Regions from separate parts of the Homo sapiens genome. Here region 1 is linked to region 2. Evidence: chromatin loops called from intact Hi-C (ENCODE). Cell type or tissue: mammary epithelial cell. All regions are shown on one strand.

What was found. A loop is a pair of places that touch in the nucleus more often than their neighbours do. Peaks named below come from ENCODE experiments on the same cell type or tissue, not always from the same donor. Only the 100,000 strongest peaks of a DNase experiment are listed, where the experiment ranks them.
Region 1: it touches region 2 in a loop (5-fold over the local background); 2 of 110 quality-filtered maps call a loop at or near these places.

What each region holds. Positions count from the first base shown.
Region 1 is chr1:7,114,150-7,122,149 of GRCh38, forward strand. All of the region lies in intron 4 of CAMTA1 (calmodulin binding transcription activator 1), which reads left to right. Among named protein-coding and RNA genes, the nearest start is that of CAMTA1-AS3, 100 kb to the left of the region's middle. In mammary epithelial cell, CTCF peaks have their summits at 3,453 (motif pointing left) and 6,900 (motif pointing left); a DNase peak (open chromatin) is centred at 3,722; H3K4me3 peaks cover 658 bases; H3K27ac peaks cover 1,501 bases.
Region 2 is chr1:7,038,917-7,046,916 of GRCh38, forward strand. All of the region lies in intron 3 of CAMTA1 (calmodulin binding transcription activator 1), which reads left to right. Among named protein-coding and RNA genes, the nearest start is that of CAMTA1-AS3, 29 kb to the left of the region's middle. In mammary epithelial cell, a CTCF peak has its summit at 3,993 (motif pointing right); a DNase peak (open chromatin) is centred at 7,555.

The DNA of each region.
Region 1 (8,000 bases), 75 kb after region 2:
CAAGGCCCTGAGCTGCTGCCCTCAGAGTTATGTCTAGTGGGGGCCTCAGACACCCAGACCCAGTGGCAGCAGTGGGAGGGAAGGCACCACTGCTGTGACCCAGGGTACCCTGTATTAGTCAGGGTTCTCTGGAGAAACAGAACCAACGTGTGCCTCTGTGTGTGTGTGTATGTGTGTGTGTACATACATATACATAGACCACGGGTGTCCAATCTTTTGGCTTCCCTGGGCCACACTGGAAGAAGAAGAACTGTCTTGGGCCACACATAAAATAGTCTAACACTAGTTGATAAGCCAGAAAAAACAAAAAAAAGAGAATCACAAAAAAACTCATAATGTTTTAAGAAAGTTTATGAATTTGTGTTGGGCTGCATTCAAAGCCGTCCTGGGCTGCATGTGGCCTGTGGGCTGTGGGTTGGACAAGCTTGACATAGGCAAAGAGATTTTTTATAAGAAATTGGCTCCTGTGATTATGGAGGCCAAATAATCCCAAAATCTGCAGTCAGCAAGGTGGAGACCCAGGAGAGCTGATGGTGGTGTTCCAGTGTGAGTCCAAAAACCTGAGACCCAGGAGAGCTGATGGTGGTGTTCCAGTCTGAGTCCGAAAACCTGAGACCCAGGAGAGCTGATGGTGGTGTTCCAGTGTGAGTCCGAAAACCTGAGACCCAGGAGAGCTGATGGTGGTGTTCCAGTGTGAGTCCGAAAACCTGAGACCCAGGAGAGCTGATGGTGGTGTTCCAGTGTGAGTCCGAAAACCTGAGACCCAGGAGAGCTGATGGTGGTGTTCCAGTGTGAGTCCGAAAACCTGAGACCCAGGAGAGCTGATGGTGGTGTTCCAGTGTGAGTCCGAAAACCTGAGACCCAGGAGAGCTGATGGTGGTGTTCCAGTGTGAGTCCGAAAACCTGAGACCCAGGAGAGCTGATGGTGGTGTTCCAGTGTGAGTCCGAAAACCTGAGACCCAGGAGAGCTGATGGTGGTGTTCCAGTGTGAGTCCGAAAACCTGAGACCCAGGAGAGCTGATGGTGGTGTTCCAGTGTGAGTCCGAAAACCTGAGACCCAGGAGAGCTGATGGTGGTGTTCCAGTGTGAGTCCGAAAACCTGAGACCCAGGAGAGCTGATGGTGGTGTTCCAGTGTGAGTCCGAAAACCTGAGACCCAGGAGAGCTGATGGTGGTGTTCCAGTGTGAGTCCGAAAACCTGAGACCCAGGAGAGCTGATGGTGGTGTTCCAGTGTGAGTCCGAAAACCTGAGACCCAGGAGAGCTGATGGTGGTGTTCCAGTGTGAGTCCGAAAACCTGAGACCCAGGAGAGCTGATGGTGGTGTTCCAGTGTGAGTCCGAAAACCTGAGACCCAGGAGAGCTGATGGTGGTGTTCCAGTGTGAGTCCGAAAAATCTAAGAACCAGGAGAGCTGATGATGTTGTTCCAGTCTGAATCTGAAAGCCTGAGACCCAGGAGAGCTGATGATGTTGTTCCAGTCTGAATCTGAAAGCCTGAGACCCAGGAGAGCTGATGATGTTGTTCCAGTCTGAATCTGAAAGCCTGAGACCCAGGAGAGCTGATGGTGTTGTTCCAGTCTGAAAACCAGCAGGCTTGAGACCCAGAAAGAGTCAAGTTTAGTCTGACTTCAGAGGCCAGAAAAGACTCACGTCCCCATGCAAGGCAGTCAAGCAGGAGGGCATCTTCTCACTCATGGGAGGGGCAGCTTTTGCTTTTATTTGTTCTATTCAGGTCTCCAGCTGATTGGATGGGCACATGAGGAGGGCAACCTTCTTTACTCACTCTGCTGATTCAAATGTTAATCTCATTTAGAAGCACCCTCATCCACACATCCAGAATCATGTTTGGCCAATATCCAAATACTTCGTGGCCCAGTTAGATTGACACATAACATTTTACCCCTCACATAAGATGACCCCTCATGTAACATCAACCCTCATGCCCTCCTGAGTCTGCAAGCCTCTCTCCTTATTAACTTTATGGGTTTTCCCTGTCTTTCCTCCTTGCCTTCTACCCCATGCCTTCAACCACCATCTCTTGACGGGTAACCTCCAGTTCTTCACCACTGACTCAGCTAGGTTGAGTCATTAATCAGTTAATTTTAAAAAATCACTTAAAGTAGGGAATTGTACTTGTAGGTACATAAGTTAAAAATTTAACTTAAAACCTATAAGTGAGTATGGACTTACCAATCTTTCGAGGCAGGGCAAGGTTTTCTTGGTTTTCCTTAGTGTGGCCTGCTGTTTGTGGGTGAGTTCTGTCTCTTTTCACAGATCACCTTGTAAGACCTTGCCTACAACTTCTCATTTAGATTTCTTCAACATGGAGGGGCAACTTATGGACACACTGGTGAAGCAATCAGAGAATAGAATCCTTCTAGAGTTTTATGAACCATCCCCCCCAATATTTTACAGCTGAATCCACCCACTTTAATTTCATAGCATTCCTTAAGCAACTCACTTTGAGTCTTGCTAAGTATTTGACTTAGTTTTCTTTTCTTTCTTTCTTTTTTTTTTTTTTATGGAGTCTCTCTCTGTCTCCCAGGCTGGAGTGCAGTGGCACGATCTCGGCTCACTGCAAGCTCCGCCTTCCGGGTTCACGCCATTCTTCTGCCTCAGCCTCCCGAGTAGCTGGGACTACAGGCGCCTGCCACCACGCCTGGCTAATTTTTTTTTTTGTATTTTTAGTAGAGACGGGGTTTCACCGTGTTAGCCAGGATGGTCTCGATCTCCTGACCTCGTGATCCACCCGCCTCGGCCTCCCAAAGTGCTGGGATTACAGGCTTGAGCCACTGCGCCCGGCCAACTTAGTTTTCATAGAAATAACTACTTTTTTTTTTGACAGAGTTTTGCTCTTGTTGCCCAGGCTGGAGTGCAGTGGCACAGTCTCGGCTCACTGCATCCTCCACCTCCCAGGTTCAAGTGATCTCCTCCTGCCTCAGCCTCCCAAGTAGCTGGGATTACAGGCGCCCGCCACCATACCCAGCTAATTTTTGTATTTTTAGTACAGATGGGGTTTCGCCATGTTGGCCAGGCTGGTCTTGAACTCCTGACCTCAGGTGATCCGCCCGCCTCAGCCTCCCAAAGTGCCGGGATTACAGGTGTGAGCCACCACACCTGGCCTATCTTTCTTTTTATACTCACATTTCACTATTTTCTATATTTTTTATGTAATTACAATAAAGAGTACAGCCAGCACAGCACGTTTGGGGATAAACAGAGCTGATTCTCAGTACACATAGAACTCAATTGATGAAGCAAGAAGTGCATGGCAGCCTGGAGAGTAATGAGCACCTGTGGCCCGTGTGCTGGTGAATGCTCAGTGGTGGGGAGAAGGGTTGCTATGTCCTAGCACTTACCAGTTTCCATGGGGTAACCACTCCTGCCATGGATGACTTCCAGTTACCAGTGATTAAATAACCTAACTGGCTCAAAACCCTGAACGTTTAATAACTGGCTCCCCCCTAGTGGGCACGGGTGACTCTAGCACACCACTGCCTACTGCCTTCCAGTGTTGAGCAGAGGACGGCCTCTGGCGCTGGCTTATGCAACTCCTTAAAGACCAGTTAAGGGAGTGTCTAAAAATCAGCATATCTCAGCCATAATTGGTCTTCACTCAGCCACCAGCTCCTCCTCCTTTGTGTTTCTAATTCCTGCTCCCTGGGGATGGCGGACTCTCTCGCTTCTTCCAGCCAATTCCCGTTCTGCTGTGGTCATCCTGCTGTCCCTACCAGGCCTGCCCACTCAGGCAGCCCTTTTAACTCTCCTGGCTTTTTATTCTTCCTACAGAACTCCTCTGTTCTGTGTCCCAGCCCTTTCGGGACCCACTAGGCTTTTGGCTGACTAATTTAATCAGCATTTTCAGCCGAGGTGTTGGCTTACAAAGGCTTCATTACCTCCAAGCCTGGAGGACAGGCTGACTCATGTGGGCGGTTTGGGTCTCAGAGCATCCGTCGCTCAAATCCTCATGCCTGTGGTTGTCTCTATTGATGGGTACAGCCAGCTCTGATTGCTGGGAAAATAGTTTCTAGATCCAGCCACTGTTCTTCTTGTCACCTGAGGGCATTGCCTGATGGAGGGACTCTAGAGTTGGGAGTACAGGAGTGGCAGGGGTCAGAGTGGGACTGCAGATTCTTGGCATCCTTTTTTTTTTTTTTTTTTTTGAGACAGGGTCTTGCTCTGCCACCCAGGCTGGAGTGCAGTGGTGCAGTCTTGGCTCACTGCAACCTCGATCTCCTGGGCTCAAGTGAGTCTCTCACTTCAGCCTCCTGAGTAGCTGGGACCACAGGAGTACATCACCATGCCTGGCTAATTAAAAAAAAAATTTTTTTTTGGAGAGTTGGGGTCTTCATGTGTTCCCCAGGCTGTTGGCATCCCACAAGAGTGGGATGGCTGTTGGCTAGTACCATTCTGACGCACAGCAGAGAAGTTTGTCTGAGCTTTGATGCTTTTGATTCTACTCAAAAGGTGGTTTTTGGAGTCAGAAATGTTTATGACTGTGTCTCTACACATCGTTTGAAATTTTTTATTGTTAAAAAATGTGTGTCCCGGTGCGCTAGATGAATAGCAGCCTGTTTGCTTTTGCAAACATACACTCCACACCCTGAGTGGGGAATATGGTTTGGTGGCACCAGAACCATTTGTGTGTCAGGGACTGAGGCAGGAGACCTTGATGGAAGGGAGGGAAACACAACGGGAACCTTGCCATTGAGAGGCTCCGAATACAAACCCATTTGTATAACAAGCTGTGTTTGTCAGAAGACGAGCTGACTTCAGAAGCTGATTTTTATGCTGAAGAGTAGCGTGCGGCATGTGTAATGAACAGAGTTTATCTTTGTGTGGGATGAGAAATAATTTGCTAAGCCAGTAACTCCTGTATTTCCCGGATACCCGTGCAGTTCACATGCAGCCTGGGGTCTGGAGAGCAGGAATCGCCTTAATTCACAGAGCTCTCCAAGGACCCCTGATGTCAGTTCAGATTTCAGAAATTAAAGGATTAAATGCTTTCTGTGTTCTCTGAAGACTTGCTAGCACTTGATCTGTTTCATTAAAACGACTCCTTTGGTGCAGTCTCTCCCCAAAACCAATCAAGAGCCACTGCGGCACTGCTGAAACCCCACCTTTCTGTCCAGCTGTTGTCTAAGCCCGAACCCAGATGAACACCAGTGCAGAGGGTGTTGGAGAATCCTCAAGAGGTCAACATGAGTATTGTATTAAACATGAGAGACACAAACCACAGGGCTCCTAACCTCCCCATACCCCTCCTCTTGCCGAAACTAATATAATCCCTGGAAAGGACAGCAGTGAACAGCGGGGGGCATCATTTTTATTTCTGTCCTGCCAAATCGGAGTTCTGGATAGTTAACATGGAAGAACCCCTGAGCCGAAAACATACAGAAGAATGCTTGTTATTGGCAAGAAATCCTGTTGTTATTAAGTTACTCTGCGATCTCTCTTCTGGGCTAATTGGTGGGTAGAGTGGGCAGGATGAGGAAGAGGGCTTAGGAGAGGCCTCTTGATGCCAGACTAGACAAGACTGAATTTCTACCTTTGGAGAATCAGGGCATCTGATATAACAATACAACAGTAACAAAGGATTCAGCTGCTGTTAATGGGAGACTTCCTTGCAGACTTTCTCACCTGGGGTTTCATAAGAGAATTAAGCCGTACAGAAAATGATGTGCGTGGCCTTTTCTCAGTCCTTCTGAGGATGGTGCATAGCTAGTACCATTCTGATGCACAGCAGAGAAGTTAGTTTGTCACCATGGATACCTGTGGGCCAAGTTAGGGCTGAACTCCCCCAAGGAACCCTCATGAGAACCTTTCGACCAACTGTCACATTTAATCCTTACAACCACCCCGAGATAGGTATAATTATTATCACCATTCTACAGATGAGGAAACCGAGGCTGAGTAACTGGCTCAAGATCACACAGATGGCAAATGGAGGAATGAGGACCAGAACTCAGATCTGTCTAACTTGGTGTTAGTTATCTGTTCCTCTGTAACAAATTACCCCACACTGAGTGGCATAACACAACACATGATCCTTATCTCACAGTTTCTGAGGGTCAGGAACCCAGGCCTGGCTTAGCTGTGTTCTCTGCTTCAATGTCCCTCATGAAGCTGCAGTCAAAGTGTCAGTTGAGGCTACGGTCTCATAGGAAGGCTTGGCTAAGGCAGGACTGGTGTCCAAGCTCACATAGGCCTGGCAGGGTTCAATTCCTCACAGGTTGTTGGACAGGGGCCTCAGTTCCGTGCTGGCTGTGGGTGGAGACCACCTTTAGTTCCTGGACATGTGGGCCCTTCAAGGTGGCTGCTTGCTTCATCAGAGCCAGCAGGGGAGAGAGAGCCTGCTAGCAAGATGGACGTTCCTGCTGGCCGTATGTGAACAAATCACAGAAGTACTATCCCATTGCCTTTGCCGTTCTGTTGGTGAGAAGCAAAGCTCACATTCTGCCCACATTTGGGGGCCAAGGGACTGCACCAGGGTATGGAGCCCAAGAGGTAGGGATAACGCAGGGGGGATCTTAGGCTCTCCCCACCACAGATCCCAAAGCCCATGCTCAGGCCTTGCTGCCTCCCTTTGTGGAGTAGGAAAGACCCAACTGGATGATGATTCAAGGATCCTCCCTATGGGTCAAGAGGTTTAATCGCACTGCCTGCTTTGAGGTGATACAGTTTTCATTGTCTGCTACATCTCTGATGTTATCAGGGATGGAATTAAAATCTCAGAGCCACACTTGTGATTAAGGTATCATTAATCATTTCATAAAGTTATCTTTCAAAGAGAGTCGGCCTTCAGCAGAGATGTCAGGGCCAGGGTTGTTTTGCAGAAGTGCTCTCACTTGTGGCAACTAAGAAGAGCCAGCAATTCTGCCAGTGGTATCTAGCCTCTGTACTGCCTCCTAGGGGCCTGGTGGCCACAAATGGAGGAAAATAAAATCTTCCAAGAGAAGCTGCATCAACCACATTACCTGGAGGATCGAATATGGCATGAAGCAGAGCTCTGTGTGCATTTCTGGCCACCAAGTGACCCTGGCTTTTTGCCAGGGCTGGCCGAGGACTGGGTTTAAATGGAAAGGAACATGAGCTATGTGTGTAACTGAAAGAACATGAGCTATGTGTGTAATTGAAAGGCCCCGTGGGATCCCAGTAGGGCATTCTGATGGGTGCTATAGACAGTCATAAAAAATAAGTTACAATTTCCGATACACAATGGGTGGATAAGATGGATCAAATCAAACTCTAATGTGGTCATAAGTGAGATGTTCCAGTGAAGGGAATGTTCTGGTTGCTAGAGAACAGCCACACACTTTCCCACAGAAATGGTCAGTCACAAAAGAACTGGAGAACTCTTGCGGTCATGGGTGAAGTGCATGGAGGCACACATAACAGGAGAGCTGTGATAACTGACCATTACTGCACTTTTCTCAGATAATTCAGTAGGCACTGATGGGCTATGGGGAGGTCAGATCACCTCAGTGCCCAGGGGGTCTCTGGAAAGAACAAGGCAGGGTTCTGCTCTTCCACTGTGCCTGCTGAGGTAGGGTACACAGCCCGAGACGGGAGCTGGCACGGCGAGTTCTGGCAGCCCTCCAGAGCATTCCCTAGACTTGGCTGTTGGTGCTGAGGCCTGGCTGGGGACCCACAGTGGAGCAGGGAGAGCCGCGAGGGGGGTGCCACGTGGCTCTTTGGGAGTGACTCTGTGTCCTGAGTCTTATGGGCATCTGGCAGGGTGAGAGGCTGGGTTCTAGGGGAGGGCACTGCCTTTGACCCTCTTCCTCTCTCTGATGTCACCTTCTCCTTGGGGCTCCTATGGCTTGTCAGTCACTCCCCCTGGCTCCTCATCCCTCAGGGCATAGGAAAGGCCCTTGGGAATGCCGGCCTGCAGAGCAGGGATGGGCTTGAGGCTGTTTCCGGGAAAGGCCATGGAGTGTTCTGGGCTCTGTGAGTGTCCGAGGGGAAGCTGGTGGTACTGTGCACGCTCCTCTCGCCCTCC
Region 2 (8,000 bases):
GTAATCCCAGCTACTCAGGAGACTGAGGCAGGAGAATTGTTTCAACCTGGGAGGTGGAGGTTGCAGTGAGCCGAGATCCTGCCACTGCACTCCAGCCTGGGTGACAGAGCAAGACTCTGTCTCAAAAATAAAAAATAAAATAAAATAAATAAATAACAAAGATGTTTCTATATGCCAAGGGTCATAGCAAACCACTTCTGGTGGTAATTTGCTGGAACAGGGTTACTGAGCAATGTGACTTTTACTTTATGCTTTATATACTTCTGTGTGAATTACGCCATTTAATATACTGTTGGAGTGTGGCGTCATGGCTGCCACCTTCCCACTTTTCTTCCTCCTCCTCCTCCTCCCTTCTTTTTTACTATCATCATCATCAAACCTAGTTATACAAAGCTTTGCTTCCCTTGCAAAGCTACAAAATGCCCAGGCAACCCTTGTAATTCTTGAAGCACAGGGGACAGAAATGGAGCATTCTTTGGATTAGAGAGACTTGTGTTGTCCTTAATTAAGTCTGGGGTCCTTTCTGATACCTTGGTTTGAGGACTCTGAATTAAAATTAATAGCGCTTCCTTTCACATCTGAACCATTGTCCAAGAGCCTCCCTCATTTTAGTGAGATATTGAAAAACAAATGGAGATATTTGGAAGACGTGTAGGTATGTGGGGCGATTTATCTCAAGGGGCGTTCTATTCTGTGAAATGCTCGAAGCTAATTGGCATGTGGCTAATGGGAATCGCTTTAAAGTCTGAAACCAAAGTTCTAAAAGGCAGAAAGATGAGGCGCTTAGATTTGTTGCAATTAGGTATCCAAGCACCTAAACCCACTTGATAATTTTCTCTTCATTTCTGTGGGCTGTGGAGTGTGGGAGGAAAATGGGTAACCTATAGGGGAGTGGGAGTGTGAGTACAGACTTACATATAATTTACTTTCCTGGAAAGATATAGACAAGTCATTTCAATTGCCTTTTTTCTGGGGGCGTGTACCCTACAGATTCTGCTTGGAGTTGGTTGGAGTCCATTAGAAGTGGCAAAACATTTTTTTTTTTTTATGGAGGAATTCAGGAACTTTTAGAGCTTTGCAGTGCATATTTTAAAATATGTTAAGTGCTATCAGAAGGCTTGGATACTTCAATCTTCTTTAAATAAATGGATTTTACAATTGCAAAGTGGCGACTTTTCTTTTTTTGGGTGGCAACTCACCACAGCCCCACCTTTCAAGTGAAATTTTAGACACGCTAACTGTGATTTTTTTTTTTTTTTGGCTTTTAGCATTTTGGAATAAAGTCGAAAGTTTCAAAAGCTGCCAGCATATTTCAATTTAATCTGCTGCTGTGTTGTCTCTTGATAGCGTAATGCCAGGGCTACAGAGATGTTTTCACGATGTAAATAATTTGTGTACTGTAAGTTGTCTAAACACGGCATGCGTGTGATCCGGTGCAATCAGATTGCTTGGATATGGCTTTACGTGACGGACTGTAATGGTTGCTTCGGAGTCATTAGAGCCTAGTATGTAAATAATCCACATTTTAAAATTGTCTTAAATGTGCTTAGACAATGGATGAATGCCTCCTCTGGATTCATTAATTCCATCAAGAATTCACAGTTCACAGCACCTGAAGGCATCAGCCTGCTTCTTCCCAAATGAGCTCTTGGCACTGTCAGCTTGCCCGTCTCCCAGGTGTACCCGTAAGCAGGGAGTCAGGGGTCATCTTTTCACCTTGACATGTGCAAGGTCATGACCACAGCCAGGTACAATACAGAATAAAACCCTGACCTAGGACTTTCTGCCTTGGCCATGGATCTCCCTCTTTTTTTTTTTTTTTTTAAAGACAGAGTCTCACTCTGCGGTCCAGGCTGGCGTGTGCAATGGCGCGATCTTGGCTCACTGCAGCCTCTGCCTCCCTGGTTGAAGCGATTCCCCTGCCTCAGCCTCTCGAGTAGCTGGGACCACAGATGTGCACCACCATACCCAGCTAATCTTTGTTTTTAGTAGAGACTGGGTTTCACCATGTTGGCCAGGATGGTCTCGATCTCTTGACCTCATGATCTGCCCGCCTCAGCCTCCCAAAGTGCTGGGATTACAGGCATGAGCCATGGTGCCTGGCCCTCCCTCTGTTTTTTAAGACAGGTGCGTGTGGGCGCAGGAGGCGGAGGGCCCTTATGCTGCCCTGGCATTTTGGAGGAGCAGGGAAATGAGATAAAGCTGCAAAATGACTCCCTAAAAGTTGGCCCCAAGCCAGTGCGGGCGACGGTGTCAGCCACCCTTGGTTCATTTTCTACACGAGGCCCCACACGGCCCCGGAGCTGGAGCTTCTACCGAAGGGTTGCCCTCTGTCCCCTTCTCGGCTTCCTCTGCAGAGGGGCTCAGAGCCAGTCCAGTCAGACCTGCGAGGCCTGGGCTGTGGCTGCTGTGGCTTTGCCAGCATCTATTGTCTAAGAGGGCTGGGGAAGCTCACTGTTTGAAACACACACACACAACAGAACATAAATCAGAGGCAGAATCTTTTAACATTTACAGTTTTAAGTGAAATTCCTGTTGAGAGTCTCTTAAGCTAGATTTATATCTGATTTTGCATTGAACTGTGTCGTTATGTGGGGCTGAGAAACTCTTACGAAATTAAGCATAATGCGAAAACATGCTGAAAAGACAGTTCTGTAGAAATGTGAAACATTATTATGTTATAGAATATTGGAGTGAAGAAATACGCATAAAGGCACAATTACCATGGACATTTTCCTTTTAATGATCCTTGTACAATCCTTGGCAGAAAGGTTTGCTGACGTCTCCTCGTAGATAAAGGAAAATTGAGACGATATTGATATTCTACATCCGTTTTGAATTCCAAAGAATATCAGGAGAGCGAACCAGTCTGTCTTCATATTCAAAACAGCAAGGCCTAGACTATCTCGATACCTTGGGAGGATCTGTCATTAGTGTTTGGGGATTTGACTGAAGCCTCCACACTATGGACAGACCAAGTGGTGGCAATAATGTGTGCAGGGGTTAACGTCTGAATGCTCTGATCTGGAAGCTTCTAGAAGCTCCTAGAATGGGTTGAGGTTGTTGGATGCTTGTCCCTGGAGAGTTTTTAGGGTTTAAAGCATCTGTCTAGAATGTCTTGAGAGTGTCCTTGGGGATAGGGTGATAGAGGTGCTTGCTTGTGCTAAGGTTTGTTCCAGGATACCCTGTTCAGCTTTGTTTTCCACAGGAGAATTCCCCTCCTCCAGCCTCTGACTTCTGCTGCCCTGGCTTAGGGCTAAGGGGATATTGATCATGGCCCCTGGGATTTTATCTTTCCTTTCAGTCTCCAGAATGACTCCCAAAGCAGATGCTGCTTCTCTTGCCTCCTCGTCCCCCTTCCCTGGGCTGCCCTGGCACCATAGCCTGGGTACCCAGTGTACCATGGAGTGTGGGCAGAAACGCTGTTTCTTCCTCTTGTTCCTGGCCGACCTTCTTCTCTTGGCTGGGACTTGTGATTCCAGTGGGGGGAAAGGAGCCCAGTTTCCCTGCCTCTCCCTGTTCAGCCCTGGAGCAGCTGGAGCAGGGCTGGTGGTGGCGCTGAGATCGCAAGCCTTCCAGAAACCCTTCCTCCCCCTGAGCTCATGGCAGGTCCCCTGGCAGGGGGAAAGCTTTTGCTAAAAACCTCCCTGAGCCCGTGCCCTCTAAGCCTGGCATTGAGATGCCACCAGCTGGTCGGGGGAGGGGGAGCAGCAGCCGAGATGCCGCCCCAGGTTGGAGCGCGGAGGCCTTTCGCATTTGCTCTGGAAGCATCATCTGAGAAGCCCTAGCGGGTTTTGCTCAGGGTCAGGTGACAGCCAGTCTCCTCCCTTCAGTAGGGCTGGCAGCAGCTCCCGACTCACAGTTCCTTCTCTTCTGCTCTTCTCAGAACCTCTTAAAGGACCTCTAGGCGTTTGTTACCTAGAGTTGCTTGAAATTAAGCTATTTAATTCTAATTTGGCTGTGCAATATCTGATTCTTGACCACCAGAGGTCACTGTAATAAGGTAGAAAGCAGGTGTTTCTGAGAGTCTTCAATGTGTGGTTGCCTCAAGAAAACAAAATGAAATCAACCAAACCACCCCCCAAGTTTCTTCACTGGCCTGGGTGTGCTGCAGTGTGCTCTGGGGCATGGACACGCAGCCCCAGCTTTCTCACTTGTGGAAGGTCTGCCCAGCTGTGGAGCCTGGCAGGACGGGACAGGTGGCCACTTAGGGAACATTTGACTGCCAAGGCCGCTGGCACAGGCCTCTGGGCAGGCTTGCTTTCATAGGATGGTGGGTGCATCGGGGCCTCACTCAGAGGCAGGGGCCCTCCTCTTTCCCCCACCCTACGCTCACCCTGAGCTGCATTCTCAAAGTCCATTTCTGGCAGCAACCTGGGGTTAGATTTTCTTAGGTTAATTAGGCTTGTCTGCCTTACCTTTCTGTGTGTGCACTTGAGTGTGTGCATGTCTCTGTGTGTGTGTGTGTGCACGTGCCTGCTCCGTCAGGTGGGGTCAGTAATAGTGCTGTCCACCTACAGCTATTTGGTGTTAAAAGGAGATGGTGCATGATGTCGGGTGCTTAAAAGCACAGGGCTTGTTTTCCAGCTAGTGTCCGGGAAATGTGAGCCATCAAAATTCTCATCCAGAGGCTCGGCGGAAAACATTTACCCCGTTGCAGAATGGCTTCGACTCTTTCTCAGACCCACCCTTCCTGTCCTCTTTGGTTGGTCATCTTCCTTATATGGTGACGTTTTTCAGTAGAACGTAAGAAACGCCTGCCTTTATTAGCAGTGGCTCCTGAAGGTTGGTTCCAGGGAAGCTGTTTTCGTCTTCGGTGGGTGGCTCACGGGAGAACATTAGGGCCTTGGGGGTGCAGTTTGGCAGGCTTTGCATTTAGCAAATACTCGGGCCCTCAGGCTAGAGCTTTTGTGAGACTGCTCACGCACTGGTTTCTCTTCCAGCTCTAAATCCCCGAGTTGCCGGAACACAGAGAAATTAGAGATGCATGTGATCTCCGCAGGGGGCCAGGCAGCCAGGGGAGAGGGTGGTTCTGGATGCAGGAGCTCACATTCCTCACTGGGAACATTTGGAGGATATAGGTCTAGGGGAGGGTGACTGTATTACCTGGATCCTCCAGAGGGCCATTAGGGCTGCCAGCGGAGGTCAGGAGCAGTGATCTACGGGAGATGCTGCCGCCATCCCCTTCAGTGGGAATTTCTCCTGGATGTCTCTGCAGAAGGCACGTGGGTGTCACATATGCACACACATGCATGCACAGCGCATGGCTGGGGCTGCAGAGCAGGCGCCCCAGTGTCATGGACCCTGTGGCCACAGCTGCTGGGCCTGTTCACACACGGTTGGGACTGGCCAAGGGTCTCACCCAGACTAGACGGGAATGGGGGAGACCCAGAGAGACGCAGAGCAGTGCCGCTGGGGACCCCGGGGACTCAGAGCAGTGCCGCTGGGGACCCTGGGGACTCACAGCAGTACTGCTGGGGACGCCGAGGACGCAGAGCCGTGCCACTGGGGACCCCGGGAAAGCAGGGCAGTGCCACTGGGACCCAGATCATGCCCCTCTGCATGTAACCGATGGCACAAACACCAGGCCTTCAGCAGGGCCATAAGCATCTGAGGCTAGGAAGGCACATGCGTGATTAGCAGATGGGTGATGGGGCCTCTAGCGGGCAGATTCTGTGGTGGCGCTGAAACAGGAGACGTCCTCTCCGACCTTGGAGACCTGGCATTTGGAGCCTGAATGAGCCAGAGACAGGAAGCCTGTCCCTCCCCTCTCTGGGCGACCTTCCGAGGAGGCATCAGCTCTTCCCTTGCTTTGGGGAGGGAACTTACCCTGCGTGCAGTCCTCCTGCCCCCCTGCCTGGCGCATCTTTCCCCCTCACGTCCTCTCCCCCACTCCCTCCTCTTCCCGCCTGTGGTTTTCTTTCCCATTCCTGTCTGCCAGCAGTGCCTCCTCTCCCCATTAACATCCCGCCATTTTGATTAAAAAAAAAAATCCCCCAAAATAAAAACTCATACTTGTTTCTATGGGCTTCCTATGTTTCTTTGGAAGCAGCCTCTTCATAAACCCAGTGAATAAATCTCTTCAATTGTTGAGACTCCTGTAAGAGAGTCTGGTGAAGTATAGCTTGTACCTGAACACTGCGCAAATGAGTCTATCCTGTTTTTAATCATGGGCCAGAACTAAGCTAATGTTTTATGTGCTTCTCTTTTAAAATCCTCCTAAGGACCCCGAGAAGCCAGCACTAATATCATCCCCACGTTTTAGACGCAAAGCAGTTCAAAGTGTTTAAAAGATAACTTGGTGGTGGTCACCCAGCGAAAGGTGGCAGAACCCAAAAGCTTGCTCCTTATCCACTGTGACTTGGCCTCCAGGGATGAGACCAACCTCTCCTGGAAGGGCATTGCTGTTGCTAGCCACACCTGCCCGTCTGGCCCCCTCCTGCTGTAGTTGGAAGCATCTTTCCTGTTCATTCTGTCCTCAGCTGAAATAGCAAACAGCTGGTCACCATCCGGCACCAAATACCCCCAATACCTGAGACTGCATGTCTGACTAGTCATTAATTTGTACCCCCCAGCAGGCCAACCTCAAACTCTTTAAACTTTATATATATCTACATTTGAAAGATTATTTTTATTCCATTAGAGCCGTTACATCCTTATTGTAGATGCCCTTAGCAAGAAGGGTTTCTGGAAGGGGAGGCCCTAGAAGGTGACTATCGGTACTGAATCCTGGTTCTTTTGATTCCAGATATGAAATTGGCTTTTAGAGCACATTGTGCTGATTAAGCCCAAATAACACCACATGAGTAGATTTTAAAAGTCTCCTCTTGAAGACGTCCTCTAGCATCTGTTGTTGGATTGTGTGGCTGATACGGGCTTGGAGTTAAGCACATCCTTCCTCGATACTAGTTCTCTCTTTCCATTAAAAAATGCAAATGCAGAGGCCTCGAATGTGCCCGATTTAGATGTTTTGATATGGAAAGGTAATGTTAATAAGGGCATTTGGCAGTGATGCACTGAAGAAAATAAAACAGACGCATGGTTTAGGTTCTGCTGTTCCTTCCCAAACTGCTTTTCCAGGCATCCAAAACCCAGCTCTTCTGAAAGGGCCTGGGATTCTCCAGTGGGTGCCTTGGTTGGGAGGGGACCCCTTCATGAGAATCTCCCTCTTCTCTGACCTCTCTCAGTAGAAGTGCACAGAAAGTCTGATCTCAGATCTGCCTCTGCATATTAATAGCAATATTATGTTTAAATTGAAAATTTCATTTTTCCTGCCTGGTGTGCAGGCAAATAATTGAGACCTAATTTACTTTATTTAATAAGCTAGTAGCCAATGTAGTTAAGCCCACACTGATAAAAACTTGGAGGGCATTTGTTGACAACCTCCCACATTTTTCTGGCTGGCTTGGTTGGACCTGGAACAGCAGGAGGCCAGGATACCAGAGCCTCCCAAGTCCCAGAGAACTCCCAAAGGGTCTCCCAGCTGCCGGAGGCTTCCAGAGGGAGGGAGTGCCACATGGGAGCTGTCCGTGGTTCTTGTGGCTGAAATTGGCAGGGCTCCATGGTGCTCACTGGCAAGGGCTGCAGCAGCCTGGGGCTGCCGTCTGTGTTCCATCCCGGATGCAGCTGATGTGCTCACTCTGCAGACATTTCTTAGTGCCTAACTCTGCTGGCCAGGTGAACAAGGCCCTGTTTTTCCCTTGAAGATCTCATGGTTCAGTGGGAGAGACAGTGGGAGAGAGGAGAAAGTGACTAACTCCACTTAGGAATGTGTGTGGTTTAGGGGCAAGAGTGTGAGTTTTGGACTCATGTTCTTAAATGCTGACCTCAATAAATATGTTTAAATTCTTTGAGCCTTGATTTTTCTTATCTGTAAAAATGCAAGTACAGATAGTAGAGCTTTTCTTCCAGCTTGTTAAAAGGAGAAACTATAAAACCTAATGTGAAATGCTGCCATGGAGCAGTGACCATCACAACTGCTGCCGGAGTAGACATGGGAG